Linked DNA regions of Homo sapiens: region 1 is linked to region 2. A link is an interaction called in ENCODE POLR2A ChIA-PET data of the cell type or tissue named here. Cell type or tissue: GM12878. All regions are shown on one strand.

Region 1 (4,000 bases), 160 kb after region 2:
TTCCTGACTTCAGAGAATGACCTGCAAGAATCAGGCAGATCACTGCATACCATGTGATAACAGCTTAAGAGGTGGGTACAAAGTACTCTAAGGGGAAACAACTGTCTGTAGGAGTCAAAGCACATACAAATAGCAAAAGGAGCACTACAGCTCAATATTGTGGGATGAGGGGGAGCTGAGCATGTTTGGTGGGAAGGAAGAAATAAGAAAAGAAGTGTTACAGGGAAGAAAAATTAAAAGTACCTGCCATTTTTACAGAAGAGTGAATTGCTTAGGTGGCTAGAAAACATGGGTAGCAGCAAAATAAAGGCTTGGAAAGTAGTTTGGGATCTTTCAAAAGGCCTTGTGCATTGGATCTCATACTCTCACAAATACTGTCTTCTGCTCTTGTCATAAAACACTTGTTGACCTTTATTGCCTTCGTATTTTTATTAATTGGTTAAATAATCTTTTTTCTAATTGTTACTTAGCATCTAGAGTGATAATCTATCTTCCTCACGTGAATTTGTTTTGAATGGTTTCAGCTTATTATCCAGTTATATCAGTACTCAAAGAATGATACACCGTAATTTAGGATATCCTAATTCGCATACCACAGATTTCAAATTTTGGTTATAACTGGTTATTAATTTTTCCCCTTTGCTGCTGGTGTCAAATCGAAGTATCACGAGTGCAAGGACTACGTTATTCAACATTTCTTTGGTGTTGAGTATGCTGCAGTATGTTTTGAGTGTTCAAGTATGAGCCAACTTCTGGGCTGGGTATTTTACATGCATTAGGTCACTTAATCCTCGAAACACCACTGCACAGTGCTTACCACTACCACCTACATCTAATACATGTGAGGTTACATCAGTAGCCCAAATCCTAGAACACCTAGGTTGATTCTAGAGTTCAGACACTTAATACAGTATAATGCCTCTCTTCTAATGACCTTAACATATACCCTGATAACAAGAAAAATTCATGGTTAGTTTTCTCATTATTGTTAATCTTTCAAAATGTTTAGTACTCAGTTTATAGAAACTCTATTCAAATCCAAGTTTACTTTCAGAATTAGTCCAGTTGTGTTTTTATCATTTCTTCCCCACCTACATATATCCCAAACATATCATTACTGTATCATTTCAGATAATCACATCTTGGTTTCTCAATATTTTCATATGTTTTACTGATTGTCACCACTTTAATAATCATCACATACATCTTTATTCTCAACGAATGGCAATACCAGCAAGGCCCTTCCCTCATTCTTAGCCTTCACATGTAAAAGATAAAGAAATCTTAAAATTCTCCCTATTTAATTTGTGCTTTTCATTTCAACTGCCATTGCCTGAGTTCAAGCTCTCATTATTCCATACCAGGATTGTGGCTATATCAGTACCATGAGAGCAATTACATCTTTTCATATTCCTGTGTCCTGTTACCTAGCACAGACCACACACAAACATTTCCAGGATGAAGAAATGATACCAAAATTTTGCTGTTTTATATTCAGATATCCTTTTTAGTGTTCAAGTTCTAACTACTTTTCAAATTTTAAGAGTTTTGTTTTAATCTGTCCTTAACATGGCAAATTTATACTATTTATATGCAATCTTAAAAGTACAAAGAAACTAATCAAAACAATCATTGTTCTGTAACCCCAAACAATACAGGATAGAAGTTTTCAAAGTCAATCAATTCCCTACCAAATAATAAAGAAAATATTATACCAATATGAAACAAGTAGATGCCCAAGTTTATGATAGACAGGCTGCTTATTGATGACACTGATTTTGGACTTGGGAAAAGCAGTGTTCTATGGCAGACAAAACAAGATTTCAAGAAATCCCCAATTTATTTGTAAGCTACCTTGTTGTAAATCCTGGGTTTATTAAGACATAAAATATGTTTTCTGGCTGGGCGCAGTGGCTCCCGCCTGTAATCCCAGCACTTTGGGAGGCTGAGGCAGGAAGATTGCTTGAGCCCAGGAGTTCAAGACCAGCCTGGGCAACACAGTGAAACCTTGTCTCTAAGATAAAACAAAACAAAAATTACTTAAATATATATGTATTTTTTCCCAATGAAATGATTAACTGAATTTATCTCAAAAGCTAGTAGCTGAAAAACTCAACCTCAACATCCCTAAAGTAAAGGCACGTGATCTCAAAAACTAAGGTACTTTTCCGCCCAAACTGAAATCAAAAGAAAACATAGTCTCATTAACTTACAAAATAAATTTAGGTCACCTACTTATAAACAGGAACTGAAATGAGTGGAAGAGTTCAAGCAGTATAACCTTTGACTGCTTCATAGCCCATTTCATGTGTGACAATTCTGAGGGGTTAGGATGAGGAAGATTCTGTTATTAGCCATTTTACTCCCGGAGACACTGCTCTCTCAAATTGGGCTGAAAGTAGATCATCACCTTGAGCTTTCCTTTAATCTTTATCAGAAACAGCTCAATGTTCCTGGAATATGGATAGCACTGAGAAGCAGATTTCTCCTCGATTTCCATATTACATACTTTGGCTATTTCAGCAAGAATCTTAAGAGATATGGAGATTGAACACCTATGAGTAGATATCAAATTATCCATAAGTCCTTTGAAGCAGTAATTTTAACAGAGTAGATCCTAACATGAAACTCTTTTTAGATAAACCATAGACAAACGTTTCTGTCTAATCTGAATAATTCTTCCCTAACAACCCCATCTTTCATTTTGTTCTTCTAAGCACTAGTTCCTATCAAATACTAAAATATATTATTTATAAAAGAAAGTGCCTGCATTTTTAAAACTCAGAGAGGCCTTATTATTTAAAGAAATGTTAAACGTTGGAAAAATATCAGCTAAACAAAATGTATTGTTTTCAGACTGTCCTGTAACCCTTTCTGTAATTATTTACTAACATTCTAAGAAATGTGGTATATCCCAAACCATAAAAAGCCTATGAAATATTTGGTACACAACAGGCCCTAAATATACCCTTACAGAGTGAAATAAAGAGGAAACTTCAAAACAAAACAAAGAGTCATAAATTGGCTTTTACTAAACCGATCTAGTTGAACTTATACATTAAGTTTTCCCTACCTAAAACATAAAGATATGCCCTATATTATCAAATCACACTGCTAAATTAAAACTTTAATATGTAATCTGAATCACTTCACAACTCCACTGAATACAAATATGTACTAACCTTTTGAGAAAAACTACCTTTAAATAGATTTCTGTACAAACTATCAAAGACAGATGTGTAGATCGTAATTTTAAAGCATTATTATTTTCACTCACAAAATATGATCATATTCAGGCAAAAATCAAGTGTTAACCTGGGTATTGAAAAAGGAGACTTTGAATATCATTAAATTTTGATTTAATATCATTTGTTATTCAGAAGAATGAAAGTGAAAGTAGTGTACATCAAGACTCCTGAAGTTCGTGATCCTTCAACAATAAGAAGGCCGCAATGGTCAAAGGAACAAAGACTTTAAGGAAAGATAACTTACTGAATTGGCCCCTCTCCCCATAATCCCTCTAAAACAAACGCCAGCTCAACACCCAATTTGACACCAACTTCTCAAGACTGCTGACAAACAACAACCCTATGCTAACTAACTCAGAAGCTATGACGAGCCTAAGCTGATTTGCAAACCCAGGAAAATGAAACAGAAAGAGAACTTACAACTCGTGTTCCATCATCAACATGTATTATTATAAGAGAGACAGTGGAGTGTACTGTGAATAACATTATGAATCTAAACTACTAACTATAGCAACCAGGCTGGGATCCTACAGGCTGAAAACACAATCCTTGAAAAGACATTTGTCTGTCTTACAAAACCTTTGACAATATGGGTATTCATGATGGCCTAGACCCAAGAGATGCCTTTCAAAGCTATTAGTCAAAATTAAATCCCATTTTAAAAACATCAGAAAATCAGAATTATATTCACATAAAACTCCAAGAAGTCTCACTACAATTTAATCATCATGTCCAAAGGAAGCAGTTTACCA
Region 2 (4,000 bases):
CCCAGCTACTTAAGGGGCTGAGGCACGAGAATTGCTTGAACCTGGGAGGTGGAGGTTACAGTGAGCTGAGATCATACTACTGCGCTCCAGCCCGAGTGACAGAGCGAGACTCTGTCTCAAAAAAACAAAAAGGCGGGGGGGGGCGGTGAGGGGCGGGGAGTGAGGTAGGAATCCAGGAGACATGGGGGAGGAGTGAGGACAGGAGTTGGACCTCACTGAAGACACCTCTCCAAAGAGTGCTGGCTTTGAATCCATATCATGTTTTTCAAATTTTAAAGAGCAAAATTAAATTTTTTAAAAAGTGATCTTTCATAACACTGAAATCAAAAGAATATCCAACTGGTGTCATATCCACACAGAGAATAATTCTTATAATAACCTTAAAACACAATATTCTGATGGTATGTCCCTAATGGGATATATCCTAAAGCCAAAACACTTCAAAGCCATCCCAAAGTGCTGTCTCTATTTTTCACTAGTTGCAGTGTTAATATTGTCATTTTGAAACTCCATATATTAGGGATGAAAAAATAATAATTATATCAATGACAATAGGATAAATGTGTTCAGCGCAAGAAAAAAGACAAATAGTTATATTTCAATTATGTTACTTAATATCTGTGCTTATCCACAATTATTTCCATAGAAATATTTCTAAGAAGTGGCTGGGTGCGGTGGCTTGCCCTTGTAATCCCAGGACTTTGGGAGGCCGAGGTGGGCAGATCATGAGGTCAGGAGTTTAAGACCAGCCTGGCCAACACAGTGAAACCCCATCTCTACTAAAAAAATACAAAAATTAGCTGGGCGTGGTGGTGGGTGCCTGTAATCCTAGCTACTCGGGAGGCTGAGGCAGGAGAATCACTTGAACCCAGGAGGCAGACGTTGCAGTGAACCAAGATTGTGCCATTGCACTCCAGCCTGGGCAACAGAGCTAGACTCCGTTTCAAAATAAAAATTTATATATATATATATTTCTAATAGGTAAAATTGCTAGACCCAACAATATTTACATTTTTGTAAACATTGACAAAGTAGCCTACAGGAAGTTTATGATAAACATAAACACCAATACTGGTACATAAAAGTGTTCACTTCCTACAACTTCTTCCACACTGGGGACTGTGATCTTCCTCTACCGGTTGCCCACAAAATAGTTAAAAAATAGGAATACATGGCTACTTTCGTTGTTTTTTGTTTGTTTGTTTTTGTTTTTGTTTCTTTTTTTGAGATAGAGTCTCGCTCTGTCATCCAGGATGGAGTGCAGTGGTGTGATCTCGGCTCAGTGCAACCTCGGCCTCCCAGGTTCAAGCAATTCTCATGCCTCAGCCTCCTGAGTAGCTGGAATTACAGGCATGTGCCACCACACCCAGCTAATTTTTGTATTTTAGTAGAGACGGGGTTTCACCATGTTGGCCAGGTTGGTCCCGAACTCCTGGCCTCAGGTGATCTGCCCACCTCAGTCTCCCAAAGTGCTGGGATTACAGGTGTGAGCCACCACGCCCAGCCAGCTACTTTCATTTTGTGTCTTAGCTTGCTAGTGAAGCAGAGGGTTTTCCCTGAGCCTTTGGCCAGCTCAACACCTTGTGTGTGTGAATTGTCTGCTCAAACCTCTCACCACTGTCTCCTGTGCCTTCCGATTTTTGGATTTATTTTACCAATCTCATCCTGTGTTTTGGCCTTTATTGTAAGTTGCCCTAAATGCTTTTTTTTTTCTGCTTCTTTTTTTTTTTTTTGAGACGGAGTCTCGCTCTGTCACCCAGGCTGGAGTGCAGTGGCGTGATGTCGGCTCACTGCGAGCTCCGCCTCCCGGGTTCACGCCATTCTCCTGCCTCAGCCTCCCGAGTAGCTGGGACTACAGGCGCCTGCCACGATGCCCGGCTAATTTTTTGTATTTTTAGTAGAGACGGGGTTTCACTGTGTTAGCCAGGATGGTCTCAATCTCCTGACCTCATGATCTGCCCGCCTCGGCCTCCCGAACTGCTGGGATTACAAGCGTAAGCCACCGCGCCCGGCCAAGTTGCCCTAAATGCTTTTAAGAAACAGGCATTTTCTTAGATGGACAATAAATAAATAAGAAAAAATACTGAGTTAAATTAAAAAAAAAAAACCCTCCTGTGGGGAAGGGACTTTGAACACACAAAGATGACCCTATTGGGGTCATGCCCTCCAAGAAGTTTATGGTTCAGAAGGCGTGATAAGGCATGAGTATACAAACAACATCACAAGAAGTAAGAAAGGTCACAAGGAAGAGATCATGACAGGCTGAATGAATTCAGAGAAGGCAGAGGCCTCTGTTCACAGGGAGGGTAGAGTATGGGCTTAGAGGAAAAGGTGGCTGTTCACCTGCACTACGGAGTTCAGTAATATTCTGGTATGTGGATGCTGAGAAAAAGCACGTCACGTAGCACGTACACATGAATAAAAAATGAGGCTCCAACCATGGGTACAACTGAACAAGAGAAAACATTTCCACTGGCTGTGGTAAAAATGGGGAAATTATGGAAATTAAGGCTGCAGTTTCCCATTGAACTCAGACTATGTAGACCCATGAAGGGCAGGCTATGGAATTTGGAATCCATTGTGTATAAGTAACTGGTAAGGCTTTAACTGATTTTTTTCCTTTGGAGTGGAAGTGCTTTAACAAAAATTGTGCTTTGGGGCTGGGCGTGGTGGCTCACGCCTGTAATCCCAGCACTTTGGGAGTCTGAGGAGGGCAGATCACCTGAGGTTGAGAGTTCAAGACCAGCCTGGCCAACGTGGTGAAACCCCGTCTCTACTAAAAATACAAAATTAGCCAGGCATGGTGGCGCGCGCCTATAATCCCAGCTACTCAGGAGGCTAAGGCAACAGAATCACTCGAACCCGGGAGGTAGAGGTTGCAGTGAGCCAAGATCGTGCCACTGCACTCCAGCCTGGGCAACAGAGTGAGACTCTGTCTCAAAAAAAAAAAAAAAAAAAAAGTGCTTTTGAAGGACAAAGCTAGAGTGTGTAAGGGTTGAAGGAGGAGCACTTGGAGAAGGTCCACCCTGATGAGAAACTGCTGCCAAAGCCAGGTCAGAGGCAGTGAGGACCAGAAAAGGGACCAGTATGGGGAATGGAGGCAAAGGAGAAGGCACAAGAGATTCAATCCACAGCAAAGACAGGGCCAGCCCATGTGCAGAAGAGACGGTCAACGCTTTGATTCATGGTCTACATGGAAGGGTTAGCCTGGTGGAGAAGAAAGAACTCATCTCTTTCTGAGGTGTGAAGGAGGCATCGAAAGTGCATGAGGATATAACGAAAATGAACAACATCGAAGTTGGAAGAACTCAGATGGCCTCGAGTTTCTGCAAGTTTATTTGGTAAGGTAGGAGTTAAGACATCCTCTTCCAGAAACTGGATGTTCATGGAGGAGTTGGAGAAGAGTGGGGATTTTGGTGATACATTCTATGGGACCTTTGAGAAGAGGTCATTTTGGGGTTTTTTGTTTGTTTTTTGGGGTTTTTTTGGTTTTTTAAAATTTTTCTGAGGGGCGATCTCGGGTCACTGCAACCTCCACCTCCTGGGTTCAAGTGATTCCCCTACCTCAGCCCCCTGAGTAGCTGAGACTACAGGCATGAGCCACCATGCCCGGCTAATTTTTGTATTTTTAGTAGTGATGGGGTTTCAACATTGTTGGCCAGGCTGGTCTTGAACTCCTGACCTCGGGTGATCCACCCACCTCGACCTCCCAAAGTGCTAGGATTACAGTCGAGAGCCACTGCGCCTGGCCAAGAAGAGGTCATTTTGAAATGAGTCAAAGGTTGTCCCAGCAGCACTGAGGCAGGCAGGCCACGTCTTCCTGCAGGAATTTGGATTGTCAGCTCGTCTGTATGACAACTTCCTCAGCACCACGCAGCAGCAGGGAGAGAAAGCCACGGGAGATTGATGGGTTGGTTGGCAGTGTTAAAAGAAAAACTTTAGACAAATTAAATTTAACAGAGTTTAATTGAGCAAGGAATGATTCGCAAATCGGGCAACC

Evidence for each region. ChIA-PET counts read pairs that join two places held together with the same protein. Peaks named below come from ENCODE experiments on the same cell type or tissue, not always from the same donor. Only the 100,000 strongest peaks of a DNase experiment are listed, where the experiment ranks them.
Region 1: POLR2A ChIA-PET joins it to region 2 with 7 read pairs; 2 of 35 experiments call an interaction of 5 or more read pairs at or near these places.

What each region holds. Positions count from the first base shown.
Region 1 is chr6:163,460,155-163,464,154 of GRCh38, reverse strand. All of the region lies in intron 2 of QKI (QKI, KH domain containing RNA binding), which reads right to left. Among named protein-coding and RNA genes, the nearest start is that of QKI, 47 kb to the right of the region's middle. RefSeq lists an enhancer at 3,544-3,773. In GM12878, no CTCF peak of the experiment used is centred here; DNase peaks (open chromatin) are centred at 2,263 and 3,524; H3K4me3 peaks cover 1,399 bases; H3K27ac peaks cover 1,919 bases.
Region 2 is chr6:163,620,974-163,624,973 of GRCh38, reverse strand. No RefSeq gene overlaps it. Among named protein-coding and RNA genes, the nearest start is that of QKI, 210 kb to the right of the region's middle. In GM12878, no CTCF peak of the experiment used is centred here; no DNase peak of the experiment used is centred here.